Regions from separate parts of the Homo sapiens genome. Here regions 2, 3, 4 and 5 are each linked to region 1. Evidence: chromatin contacts called from ENCODE Hi-C or POLR2A ChIA-PET data. All regions are on one chromosome and are shown on one strand. Each heading gives the region's core, a stretch centred on a gene start or an enhancer-like site at or near the end of the contact. The rest is flanking DNA. Distances are from core to core; before and after follow the strand shown.

Region 1 (2,511 bases), core at 5-2,504:
AAAAAAGAGAGACAGACTCCTTGGGTTTCCATTGGATACTCCCCAGAAAGCAGACCCTCACAGGACAAGCGTTTGCCTTCAAAGTCTTGACCATCCTCTACTAGACTCTAACCTCTAACCACAAACACCATAGTTATAAGATTTCCAAAGAGGCTGGGGAGAAGGAGGATAAATCAACCAGGAAACAATGTAGACAACAAGGTTATCAGGAAACAAAGTAGACAACAAGGTTATCAGGAAACAAAGTAGACAACAAGGTTATCAAGAAACAAAAAGAAACTGTCATTGCTACACTAGTTAAAATGATACAGACTTTGAAAAGCAAAACAGCCAAGAAACCACATGGTTCCTTTACTTCTGAAGCCTCTTGTGACAGGATCTATATTCCTAACAGTCTATATTCCTAGGAAAATTGGGATCACAGACGATCAAACAATAACTCACTGTTTTCATAACTTGACTGGTAAGTGGGGGGAAGGGAATTGGTAAACGACAAAAAGTGACTTACAGTGAATTTAATGATCTGTTGGGGATATGTGGGGAAGTCACGTCCCAGACATCAGCCTCAGTTTACCCACCCAGAAAAAGGCGAGAACATAACACTTCGCTCAGAAGAGCCAGAGGGCCTTGTTCCATAAGCCTCCACCTACTCAAAGGTCCCTTCAAAGGCTGGACTCAGTAGGGGTCCCCAGTGCAATTGAGGCATGACACCCGGAGACTTCGGGGTGGGGGGAAAAGGAGAAAGGAAGGAGGGTCAAAGTGCGCAAAGCTCTATCGGTTCCTGGAAAGCCATTTTCGCCACACACTGGGGGTGCCCTAGACCCAACATCTCCTCCCTAAAGAACCACACCGGGAAGCCCCAGCAACTCTCCCTCCTTTCGGCTTCTCCCTCGGTTCCGGGCTGCCCCTCCGGCCGCGCCCCTCAACGCAGTCCGGTAGCCCCTCCTCTGGCAGTGTCACGGCGGCCGGCCAGCCTGCCCACCCGCCGGCGCCAAGGTCTTCTCAACCCCGCGGCGGAAGGATGCCGGGCTGGGCCTCCCAGGCTCCTCCTGGGCCTACCTGCAAGGCAGACGGGAGCTCGGTTTGCAGTCCAGCGAACGGGCTGAGCCACAGGGAAAAAGAAAGAGGAGACAGGAATAAAGGAAGGGGTCCGTTCTACCGACCGGCAGGAGAAGGCGGCTTGAGCGCGGGGCCTCGCGGACAACTCAGCCCTCGACCCGGCGCCGCCGCCGCTCAGGAGACATCAAGCAAGAAGACGGCGCAAAAGATCACCGAATACAAGAACGCCCCAGACATCAAAGGAGGAACGCCCAAGCAATCGTTCAAGGAACCACAGCCGAGCGCCGAAAAACAGCTCAACTCCTACTCAAGGTCCGGCTCCTGTCTGAGGCGTAAATAAACAAACCCAGATCATAAGCCACGGGTTAAAAAAGAGCCTGCACTTCTGCCATTTTCTGTGGGTCGCCGGCTGTTAAAGTTCTTTAGAGAACTGGAGTTTCTCGTGAATGTGTTGAAGATCAAATCATAGCGCAATAACACTTGTTGTGTAACTATAGTCCCCCAACTGTTCTATGGACTCCCAACACTCTTTATCCCAATTGAGCAAATTAGTTAACCTCATTTGACCCTTAGTTTCCTAACAGAGCAGTGAGGGGAATTAAAAATCATAGAGACAGAAAACGAGAGAGAATTCAAGCTGAGGAACAAAATGAACAGTCTACGTAAAAGCTCCAGTTTAGTCCCCACAAAGCATGACCAAGAGAAGCTGGGAAAACCCAGAATTATGTAGCCTGACCTTAAGGCAGGGGGAAAAAAAGCACACGGATTGCTTTTCTCTTTTATTTTCTTCCAAAGGCCTAGAGCCACAGGTGTGCTTCTTACATAATAAGCAAAAGTCTCTTTGGGTTCAGAACCTGATAAAGTGTTGACATTTTCATCACCACAACAATGGCTTTTTTCTGTAGTCTCTTAGTTGATAAATGAATATGCTCAGCACAAATATGGATTAATATGTACATCCTAGATGTGATTCAATAAATCACAAAGATCACTGCAAGTATGGTTACCAATTGTGAGCAATCATAGTCTACCTTACCTGCTCCTAGGGAGGTTTACACCCTTCCCCACTACTCAGAGAGGAAGGGTGTAAAAAGGAAACAAGATAGTCCCAGTTTGTCGGGCGCAGCGGCTCACGTCCATAATTCCAGCACTTTAGGAGACGAGGCTGGTGGATTGCTTTGAGCCCTGGAGTTCAAGACCAGCCTGGGCAACATGGTGAGACTCCAGTCTCTATAAAAAAAAAATAAATAAATACAAAAAGTTAGCCGGGCCTGGTGGCTCCCGCCTGTAGGCCCAGCTACTCGGGAAGCTAAGATGAAAGGATATCCTGAGCCCGGGAGGTGGAGGCTGCGATGAGCCATGATCACACCATTGCACTCCAGCCTGATCTATGGAGCAAGACCCTATCTTAAATTTTTTTTTTTTTAAATGCCGGGCGCAGTGGCTCACGCC
Region 2 (2,511 bases), core at 1-2,500, 990 kb after region 1:
TGGAGCTGAAACTCCCGGCCTTCCACCGAAATGGTGACATCAGCAAAGAGCTCCTCCTCTAGACACAGTTTCATGATGCCTTGAGCCACACGGCCTGAATGTGACCGATCTTTGAAAGTGTAGTTCACAAAGTAGTTCTCATCCATGGATGCTCCAGGCTCCTCTGGTGATTCCATGCTAGCCAACTTCTCTCTCTGCCAGCTGTCTGCAAAGCAACACCATCTTGAGTAACCTGAGGAATTCACAGCCATAGTCTGTGAATCCAACTGTCCAACTCAGGGAGGGAAAAGGAAGAAGTGAGAGCAAAGTGGGTCCAGATTGGCCTTAGTCCTGGCCCTGTCCATGATGTCCCTGACGCTATCCTTTAACCAAATCTGGGTTCGTTATCCCCAGTGGCGCCCCTCCGCTAATGATATAAATAAAAGTTCCAACTCTGGGTGTTTTCCTGAGAAAACACGGAATAATTCCTTTCCATAATGTTAACAAAAGACTTGGGATTTAGGTCAATATATGAAAGCAAAGGGCTGGGAGAGGCCTGTGATCGTAAAAGCCTTACTAACCAAATAACTGGGGCATAAAACTAGTGAAGCTCAGGGGCAGTAGAATCAGACAAAAAGGACCCCTGGCCCCGGCCTAGTGGCCAGGTCCTCTCCTTCCCAGCGCATGGAGTTAAGACGCTCCATATGAAGCCTAGCCTGGGATATCCGTGGGTCTTACATTTGCTCTCTTCTGAGCTGCTTCCCCCACACTTCCCCGCTCGCTCGAAAGACTCCCTATGGCTGCGTCCCAGAACTTGAGTCCATCCGCCCCCAGGCCGGGGCACTGGGAGGCCCATCACCCTGTGCAATGTCCCCGCTCCACCTTGAGTCGTCTTGGAAACGGTCGCCAGGGAAACCGTTCTTCCCGCTCAGGCCCGCCCGCCCTCGTCAAAAGCTTGGCTCAGAGAGCGGGGGAGGGGTGTGTAGCGTAGAACCCAAAACGCCCGCCCCCTCCCCTCCTCTCACCCGCCTGGTTCTTCAGCGTCCTCGCCTTCTCTCTAGGCTCTGCCACAAGGAGCTAGGACCACGCTCACCTCACGATTTCCCTACCTGCCTGTCTCGCTTTCTCACCTGCGTTCCCTCCTTTCATCCCGGAGCCCGGAACCTCCGCTTCCGGCTCCACGTCCGCCCGGAAGAAGATCTGCTGCACACTTCCGTTTCCGGTCCGTGCCCTTGGGGCTCCGTGTCCTGCTGTCTTTCCGTCCGCTGCCTAGTCTGCATCTGAGTAACATGGCGGCGGCGGCGGTAGCCAGGCTGTGGTGGCGCGGGATCTTGGGGGCCTCGGCGCTGACCAGGGGTGAGCACGGGCAGCCAGCTGAGACCGGGGTCAGGCGCAGCGGCGTGCCCAGTGCAGAGAGCTCCTCAGGGCTCATCCCGCGCGTCTGTGCCTTTTATCTCCCTGTGCAGGGACTGGGCGACCCTCCGTTCTGTTGCTGCCGGTGAGGCGGGAGAGCGCCGGGGCCGACACGCGCCGTGAGTATGTGCGGGCAGCGCTCTTCTCTGAACTATCGGCGGGGCCCCTTAGATGCCTGTCCTTGCCCTAGGATGCCCTTCCCTACGTCCTCCTGGCAAATCTTGGAGATCTGACTTGCAGTGGTCTTCACCCTGCATGCAGAATCGAGCCCTCCCTGTGCCCTTAGGCCTGTTATGGCCCTGATTGTTCCTTGTCCATTTCAATCATCCCCTTTTTGTCTGATTAAACTGTCAGCTCTTTGAAAGCAAGCAATATAACCTTTAGGCCTCAGAGCCCTGTAATAATAGTACCTAGCGTTAATTGAGTGCTTAATGTGTGCCTGGAACCTCGCTAAGCGTTTTAGTGAATGATCTTATTTCGTCCTCACAACAGCCTTATGGGGTAGATAGCATCTTACTCTTCTTACTATAGATCAGGAAACAGTCCAAAGAATTAAACTGCCCAGGGTCAAAGACCTAGTGAATGACAAAGTAGGCCTGCCTGCTGCCAGAGGCAGAAACACCTAACCATTATTCTGTAGCTTGTGATGTGTGATTGCTCAGTGGTTTAGGGTTGCATGAATGAGTATGTACATATTATGTTACAGTCAAGATACACGGACTGGGAGTTAGGAGACCTGGCATTTCTCCTTTCCTGGGTTTTCTCATTGACACACACACACACACACACACACACACACACACACACACACACACCTGGGCCTCAGTTTTCTCATTGACACACACACACACACACACTTTTAAGGAGAGAGAGAGTCTGTGAGGGATCTTCAAGCCCTGAAGTTCTTAGCTTGAGAACCTGGTATAAACTTGCGTGCTAAGGAGCTACAGAGAGGCAAAAGTTCAGTTCCCATCCTCAAACAGCTCTTAGTCTGACAGGAGAACTGAGACTACTGCTTTAGCAGAAATGCAGGCAATGTGAGGGAAGAACTGTGGAGTAATTTTGAGAAGAGGTGAACACCCCAGCTGCTATAGTAAGAGTCTTTCTGAGGACCGTGTA
Region 3 (2,511 bases), core at 5-2,504, 960 kb after region 1:
CCTGGTGGCACATGCCTGTAATCCCAGCTACTTGGGAGGCTGAGGCAGGAGAATTGCTTGAACCTGGGGAGGTTGCAGTGAGCCGAGATAGCGCCACTGCACTCCAGCCTAAGCAACAAGAGCGAAACTCCGTCTTAAAAAAAAAAAAAAAAAAGATGAAGTTCTTGTAAAAGATTCATTATTTGTAACCTCTTACACTGCACACATTATAAAGCATTTCATGCTCTTTAAAACTGTTATACAGCCTTTTTACTCGAAGGTAATAAACCTACAGCTCTCTCCTGGCGAGAAAGAGATTCCATTTTGCGGAAACAGATTCCAGTCAAAATCTTACCACATTCCCCTCAACTATGGGTATGAGCCTAAACCAATGAGAAGCTCCTTGGTGCATGTGTAATGGTCTCCAAGAATTACAACAACATCCTACCCGGAGGACCACAACCACGACACCACTGGCTTTAAAATCAAAGCCTGGTCCCTAGCGAAGAAAGCGCTTTAATGTGCTCCTCCCGCTCCCGGGTGCGAGATTCCTGCCCAGCTACTAGGCCACGACTGGGTGAGCACCTGATGTGGGGGGAGGGCGAGCCAAGGCCGTAGCGGATCTGGGGCGAGGAACGAGGGGCTCTCGAGGCTCGGGAAAAGCGCTGCCTTCTAGGGGCGCGGACCCTTCGGCACCCACAGGAGTGGACACTAAGAACACGTGAGACGACAGGGGCAGAGATGGGGTGTCCCGGGCAGGTAGCCTGGGTCCAGCACGGCAGCCAGAAAGACGAGGAAAACGGAGCTGGCCCTGGGCAGGGCACGAGGCCTCTGAGCCTAGAGAGTGAAGGTAAAGGGCGCGGGGAGAGGAAGCAAAGCCACGAGGAGGGCGGGTCTCCCTGGGCGCGGGGGCACGCGCTGGGCAAACGCGACAGGACCCGGGGAGCCGGGGACCCCGACATGCAGGAGGAGATCGCAGCCCTACCCCAGGACGCAGGGAACGAGAAAAGGCCGCGCCCGGAGGGCCCTGTGACCCGCGGCCTCCCTAACCGGACCCGCCCCGCGGCGCCTCCCTCTTGCCTTTTTTCCCCTCCCTCCCTCCCGCGGCCCGTTATCCTGCGGCCGCAGCACTCACCAGCGGCTGCACCTGAGCCTGCCGCTGCCTCAGTTGCTGCCTGCGCCTCCGCAGCCGCCGCCGCCGCCTCGCTGCTGAGGCCGAATCCCGGGGGAGCCTCCGCGTCCCGCCGCCGCTGCCGCTGCCGCCAGAGCAGAACACCCCAAAATGGCGGCACTTCCGGCACCTACCACCGGCGGGGAGGGCAGAGGAGGAGGGGGAGCGCGGCGAGGGGGAACGTATCACCGCGGCGCCGCCCGCAGCGCCGATGCGAGCGGAGCGCGGCGTAGGGGCGGGCCGAGCGCCGGGCGCTGCAGCGCCCCCTCGGGCTGGGAAGTGGAGGAGCAGCCGCACCTAAGCCCCTGGGGCCGCGGGCGGAGCCCTCAACCTAGGGAGCTGCAGGGGCGCATCTCTTTGTCTCCGATCCCTACTGGAGGGAAGAGCCAGGCCTGGGAATCTGAAGTTCTCGACTCCGCCCATCGCACCCACAGGAGCTCTAGATGACCCTGGTGGGCAAGGAGGCACCCCTACTGGGCACTGAATAGGAGCATAATAAGATATTTGTTGAATAAATGGATGAGTGAGTGACTGGTGCTTGGCCAGCGTTGGGCACATGGCACGCCCCTTTTTGCCCCAGCAGACAAGCAACAGCATCCAGGCCTTCCTTCTTTGCTGGGATGTGAATATGTGTGTTCCAAGTGCAGGGAGTGCTTTTTAGCAAGATAATCAGTGTGAACGCACAACCTGGCAACGATCGCTGCGACATAAGGAAGTTCACAAAGATTCTATTAAGAGACCGATTGCCCAGCCATAACCTGCTTTTACCGAAAAAAAAATATATATATATATTTTTTTTTCTTAACTCAGGTTAGGTCTCTAAAGACTTCCTCCTGAGTTACTCTGGAATCCCTGGGTCTAGATGGAACGCAAGCAGTACAATTTGTTGTTGTTGTTGTTGTTGTTTAAGCCAACATTTATTCCTAGGTTCCAGACCTTGTGAGGCAGTTAAATGCAGATTAAGAAAGAAAACTTTGTTCTGGAAGCTTTTGGCCCCATCAACATGCAAATAACTCATGGGATGGTTTCTCTCTAACATCATCTGGCTTCCCAGAGAATATAATTTTTATACCCACAAATACTGATTATATCCTACCTTACCACAAACAACAAGTGGGCTTCCAAGCAGAAGCCTCAAGGGTTTTCCTCTTTCGCCTTTGGGGGGGAAAAAAACTAACCAGAGTTTTTCTGGTACCATATAGTCCTTAAATTGTACATGATCATATTCCCTAATTGTACTGGGTAGTTTTATATACATTCATAATGCTGATATATGATCTTGTTCTTGTTAATAGTTTTATGTGTAGTTGACTGAAAACATCCTATATTTATAGACCATTATAGCTTACAGAATGTTGTCA
Region 4 (2,511 bases), core at 7-2,506, 750 kb before region 1:
CTGGAACAGCTCGTGAAAAGCCCTGGAAATGACAGAGAATGCCTAGGATTGCAGTGACACTGGTTTAGAGAGTGGTGCCAATTAATGCCACTAAATTGCAGACTAAATTACTAAATGCTTTCATCACTCTGTCCCAGGTCCAGGAAGGGTTCCAAGCATGGGCTCAACCTAGGGTCAAGTTGAAACAGACTGTTTTCCACCTGATAACCCCAAAGCTGCAGCTTGACTAAGCCGTCTTAGCCCAAGAGGGTTCCACCTGGCGTCCCAGAAGAATGGGGACAGTGTCCTCCACATCTCTGAACCCTACCCGGAATCCAGTACAGTGCTTTGCACACACTGGATCTACTAAACAGACTAAAAGAAAATAAATTCATCTGATGGCATAATTACTATCTCAATTCAAGTCCCCCACATTCCCAGTCCTTACTCCCAAATCCTCTACTGCTGCATATTAGGGCACTCCTTCCCCGTCCTTAGACTCTGCCACTTGGAATTACCAAGGATCTTCGCACAAAGAGAAGTATAGCTTCGTGGATAAAAGCAGAAATTTCGAAATCAGAATAATCTGGGTGAAATCCTCTTAGCAGCTTTATGATATTGAATAAGTCACTCAACCTGCGGCACCCTCCGTTTTCTTCATCTGTGAAACGAAAACAACAGCAGCTTTTTCACTGGGGTTCGCTAAATGAATGTAACTGGGCTGAGTTGAGAATAGTAAATGAGACCGTCTACGTAAGGAGATGATCATGTCTCTTGCCATATAAAGTGCACTTAATAAATGGCAGCTGTAGTAGAATGATGTAGATGGTGATGGTGACGATGTTGGTGATAATAGGAAGGTCAGCTGTCAGTCTTGCAAGTCACTGGCTGTAGTCACAGCAACCCCTACCAGCCCAGGCAGCTTCTTCTAGAAGCAGGCCCTGAACAGGACGTGGGTAAGAGATCCGCTGTCCCTTGAGACTTGGCCTACTCCCGGCACTCCGCGGACAGCCCCAGCCTGCGGACAGCCCCAGCCTGCGTCACTTGTCCGCATGCCAGCTCCACCCGGGCGGACCCACACATGGTAGGAACGTGAGGGGGCGGGCCTGTTCCGGCGCCTCTGGGCCAATCGCCAGGTGGAAGGCACTCAGCCAATGGCAGAGGGGCTCTGGGGCCCTGTGGGCGGGGACTAAGGGTGGAGTTGCGGCGTCATAGGTCACTGGGCGGGCTATGGGCGGGGTCCACGTCGCCTACCGGGGCGGAGCGGGGGTGGCTGGAGCAGTCTGGACAGTCATGGCGGCGACTGTGGCGACGGCGGCAGCTGTGGCCCCGGCGCCAGCGCCCGGCACGGACAGCGCCTCTTCGGTGCACTGGTTCCGCAAAGGGCTGCGACTCCACGACAACCCGGCGTTGCTGGCGGCCGTGCGCGGGGCGCGCTGCGTGCGCTGCGTTTACATTCTCGACCCGTGGTTCGCGGCCTCCTCCTCAGTCGGGATCAACCGATGGAGGTGAGGGGACCCGGGGCTGGGTGGCGGGGACGCAGCCAGGACCCTGACCCTGGGGTGACCGGCGAACAGCACGATCCCCCCAACCCCGCCACGGCTGGAAGGCCAGAGGGGAGAAGCCGAGACCGGGGAAGTAATTCGTCATGGTCCTAACGCGCCGGTGGGCCAGGGTTCAGCCTCTGACAAAGCGCGTTCGCACTGTTACCCCTTTGAGCCTCACAACTGCCTGTGGAACGGAGATCATGATCCCCGTTGTACAGATGAGACCCTTGAGCCCTGGAGACCCAAAGTCGACCTGCCCAAGGACTTGTAGCCAGTGAGTGGCAGAACAGGGGCTCCTGGTCTAGGGCTCTTACGGTCTACTCAGGGAGGGGCGGAAGGGAGATAACGTAGTGTGAGGGCGGGACGGGTTTTTGCTCGCATTCTTCAAGAGCCCGTTGCTGGGCTCGGGGAGATCACTCCGAAGCCTCTGGCTCGTTTGAATCCGCCCTACCACCCATCCTGGCTACCCTGCACCCAGACCGTCCTGCCTCTAGGGGTGTCAAGTGACCCTGGCTTAGCATTAAATAAGGTCTTCTCCCCTATATTATAAATAAAGAAGCCAAAGGCGTCTTCAGGTGGAGTCGCTTTATGTTCAAAGCTCCAGAGAATCCAGGGGATTCTCCAAAATGTTTTAAGCCCTGCTCTGGAGCTTTGACCTCGATAGAAAAATTTAAAAGAATCCAAAGTGTCACCCCGTCATCCTCTTGTCATGATTTTAGAGGACAGTAGAGCCATTAGAGATGAGACTTTTATGAACTGTTGTGGTAAGGTTAGGGAGCAGGAAAGCCATGATATCAAGGGCCCCTCTGATGACCCCCCAGGAGATGGAGTCGACATGATCATGGAAAAAGATGAACAGGTCGTTAGTGTATTTTCACTGTAAACAGTATTCAAACTAAAGAGTTTTGAGACATAATGTACCCATCGCTCTTCAGAACACCTAGTGGCAGTCGCTCGGTTTGTTTGCATTGTTCTGGGGAATGTT
Region 5 (2,511 bases), core at 9-2,508, 660 kb before region 1:
TTATTTAGTAAAATGTTAAAATAAATAAATACAAATTGATCAGCTGCTCTGTATCCCCCCCCACCCCCTCAAAACAAAAACCAAACAAACAAAAACAAAAACTTTGAAGCACAAAACTCCAAATACAAGTCTACCAAGACTGAAATCACAAAGGGCATGGACAAGAGACAGGGTTGGGGTCTGGCTGGCTCTTCTCTGCTAGGAGCTGGCTGACCTCTGGCCTGCCCGTCCCATCCCGCCTGACTGCAGCTCACCCTGGGCTGAGGACCCACGGACACCGGAGAGAGGTGAGGGTCCAAAGGCTGCTGGGGAAGGGGTAGGGGGGTGGGGTCCTCAGGGAGGAAGGGCCTTGTGGGAGGGGGCGCCAAGTGGAACTGGAGAGCCCTGCTTCCGTTTAGAGGAGGTATTTTTCAGAGTTCCTACCCCGGCTTTCTGGAGGGCAGCCCCAGCTTCCTGCCCCTCACTTTAGCAAGGGGCCAGAAGACTGCCCAGGGCTGCCCACTCCTGTCTTGGAGAGGAGCTGACTCAGAGGACAGTCTAAGTCAGGGTGAGGATGGGAGTCCTGCTTCCTGCCAGGGGTGCCCGGCAGAGGGACAGGGGCGAGGTTCACACAGAGCAAAGTTGCCTCCACTCAACAGAAGCCACGGGATCTGGAGAACCCAGGCCCTGGAAAATGCACCTGGGCCACCATCCATCTCATTACCCTAAGAGCCTTTTGCCCCTGGGTAAAAAGTCTCCTAAATTCAGCCCTTTAGATAAATAAGAAGGACCACGCCCTATAAGAGAATGAAGAGAGGAAACCACTGAAGAGTGTGTGTGAGCTGGGAGGTGACAGCCCAAGGGAGGCTCTGATGGCCCCAAGAGAGAAGTATCAGAGGTGGCTGGAGAGGCAGCCGTGCATGCGGAGACGGAAGCGTGCTGCAGACACGGTCACCCTCACGGAAACAGCTGTGTGTAACCACCTCCATGCACGCTGCCTGTTGGGCCTGAGCCAAGCAGCAGCAGGGACAGAGAGGCAGGTGTTGCAGGGAAACCAGGCACACGATGGTGCCAGCTGGAGGCTGCCAGGGCGGCCCCACCAGGGACTGCCCCTAACTGCCTCCCTATGTCAGGTACAACCAGCAGGCTTACCCCAAAGGGCCTGATAAGGAAGGAAGAAATCAAAACCCCAGAGGAGCTCAGCACAGGTGAGACAAGACCCAGCAGGCTCCATGAAAGAAAAAGGACCCACAGGCAGCAAGAATGCAGAGGTGGAGATGACAGCAACATGGCCTCACTGTTACCAGGATGCAGCGCCTGGACAGGAGCTGGCAGGGGACTCCCAGTCATCACTGCCACCAGGGCGCAGCGCCTGATCAGGAGCTGGCAGGGGACTCCCAGTCAGGGCCCAGTGGGCAGCCGCTCCAGCTCTCTGAAGTGACTACAAAGCCAGCTGGTCTCAAAAGTGGCTGTCAGAGCAGCTAAATTCTGGGCCGTGGGGAAAGAGCAGCGGAGGGAAGGAGGAGGAAGCAAGTGGAGGTGGCTGGGGTGGGGCAGTGTCACGAGCGTATGTCTCAGGTGGTCACAGGCCCCCCCCCCTCCCCGCCCAGGTCTGAGGGGACAGTGAAGGACAGGGAGATTGGGTGCCAGGGGCCTCTTCTTTACAGTAAAGCAGTGTTTTGGAATTTGAGTGCAGAATGTAGGTTTGGGGGCTGGGTTGCATCTCGTACTCCATACTAGCTGACTCCCAAAACAGCTCACATCTGAATGTCAGGAAGAATCCACAGCCCAGCTGCAGGCGAGGTCAGAATGTACCCGACACTGCTGAGGGCGGCAGGCAAAGCCCTGGTCAATTCCTAGCCCCGTCCTCCGACCCAAGACTCCTAAGGCAGCTCCTCTCTGAGCAAAGGCCTCTAGTGATGATGGTTTCCCAACTTCTTTCAGGAAAAGGTAAGTTAGGTGTTGTGTGGCAACCCCCAGATGGGCCCAGACAAGTTGAGGGGAAGAGCTCTAGACAGGGCAGACAGCCTGCTGCTGGTCTCTGATCCTCTGCCAACGATTCCTCCAACTAGTCCAGGCATCTCCAAGGCTCCCTGACTAGACACAGCACCTTGGTTTCTGAATGAGAAAAGGGAACTCTTTCCCCCTCAGCCAATCAAGCAGCCAGGGCCTAACTCTGAGGCCTGTTCAGCCTAACTTAATTCCTTCTTCTGAGGCCCCTGGGAAGATGAAAGGCGATGGCTGATAGAGATGAGACACATTTTACTCTAAGAAGTGTCTCTTCTCTGTTGCATTTGCTTTCAGATCTGTCTTTGTCTCTCTGGGCCTAATTGGGTGGGAGAGAAGCTGATAGGATCGTTTCTACCTCTCCTAGACTCTGGCCATTCCCAGGGCCTGGAGTGGGCTTGGGGGAGATGCTCCAGCAGGGCCAGGGTACAGAGCCTCCACCGCCCTCCCATCGGCCAGGGGCACGCAAGGGGCAAAGGTCTCCAGCGAGAGCACAAATCTGACACAATTTACTTCTGACAAGGC

The links. Hi-C counts contacts between places; a loop is a spot of excess contacts on that map. ChIA-PET counts read pairs that join two places held with the same protein, here RNA polymerase II (POLR2A). Pooled maps may share reads with other maps.
Region 2: a loop to region 1 is called in a pooled map, with 8 times the contacts of the local background. The contact joins the promoter of NDUFS3 here to the promoter of AMBRA1 in region 1. A Hi-C loop is called at or near these places in 5 of 50 pooled maps. POLR2A ChIA-PET finds 5 or more read pairs at or near these places in 2 of 52 experiments (A673 and WTC11).
Region 3: a pooled map shows a loop between it and region 1 (10-fold over the local background). The contact joins the promoter of CELF1 here to the promoter of AMBRA1 in region 1. A Hi-C loop is called at or near these places in 1 of 37 single-sample maps with no recorded cell type and 5 of 50 pooled maps. POLR2A ChIA-PET finds 5 or more read pairs at or near these places in 2 of 52 experiments (A673 and WTC11).
Region 4: a loop to region 1 is called in a pooled map, with 7 times the contacts of the local background. The contact joins the promoter of CRY2 here to the promoter of AMBRA1 in region 1. A Hi-C loop is called at or near these places in 1 of 37 single-sample maps with no recorded cell type and 6 of 50 pooled maps. POLR2A ChIA-PET finds 5 or more read pairs at or near these places in 1 of 52 experiments (activated B cell).
Region 5: a loop to region 1 is called in a pooled map, with 4 times the contacts of the local background. The contact joins the enhancer-like site here to the promoter of AMBRA1 in region 1. A Hi-C loop is called at or near these places in 1 of 37 single-sample maps with no recorded cell type and 2 of 50 pooled maps. POLR2A ChIA-PET finds 5 or more read pairs at or near these places in 1 of 52 experiments (OCI-LY7).

What each region holds. Positions count from the first base shown.
Region 1 is chr11:46,592,769-46,595,279 of GRCh38, forward strand. It overlaps AMBRA1 (autophagy and beclin 1 regulator 1), which reads right to left and starts at 1,255. Exons shown (of 18, transcript NM_001387011.1): 1 at 1,060-1,255. RefSeq lists enhancers at 1,007-1,507, 1,010-1,439.
Region 2 is chr11:47,577,824-47,580,334 of GRCh38, forward strand. NDUFS3 (NADH:ubiquinone oxidoreductase core subunit S3) reads left to right here and starts at 1,251. Exons shown (of 7, transcript NM_004551.3): 1 at 1,251-1,335; 2 at 1,446-1,511. The coding sequence starts at 1,269. It overlaps KBTBD4 (kelch repeat and BTB domain containing 4), which reads right to left and starts at 1,147. Exons shown (of 4, transcript NM_018095.6): 1 at 1,110-1,147; 2 at 1-205. The coding sequence starts at 1,128. RefSeq lists enhancers at 706-1,365, 1,058-1,297, 1,366-2,024.
Region 3 is chr11:47,551,878-47,554,388 of GRCh38, forward strand. It overlaps CELF1 (CUGBP Elav-like family member 1), which reads right to left and starts at 1,255. Exons shown (of 15, transcript NM_001376376.1): 1 at 1,115-1,255. RefSeq lists enhancers at 1-142, 818-1,493 and silencers at 841-930, 1,001-1,530.
Region 4 is chr11:45,846,219-45,848,729 of GRCh38, forward strand. CRY2 (cryptochrome circadian regulator 2) reads left to right here and starts at 1,257. Exons shown (of 12, transcript NM_021117.5): 1 at 1,257-1,487. The coding sequence starts at 1,273. RefSeq lists enhancers at 708-817, 868-917, 1,278-1,517, 1,448-1,969 and a silencer at 1,918-2,027.
Region 5 is chr11:45,929,338-45,931,848 of GRCh38, forward strand. It overlaps PHF21A (PHD finger protein 21A), which reads right to left. Exons shown (of 19, transcript NM_001352027.3): 19 at 1-2,511. Among named protein-coding and RNA genes, the nearest start is that of LARGE2, 7.9 kb to the left of the region's middle. RefSeq lists enhancers at 621-810, 1,161-1,250. Within about 2 kb of position 1,259, at least 18 of the 41 ENCODE cell types and tissues checked have a DNase peak (open chromatin) inside an H3K27ac peak, as active enhancers do; they include OCI-LY7, where a contact is called at or near this core.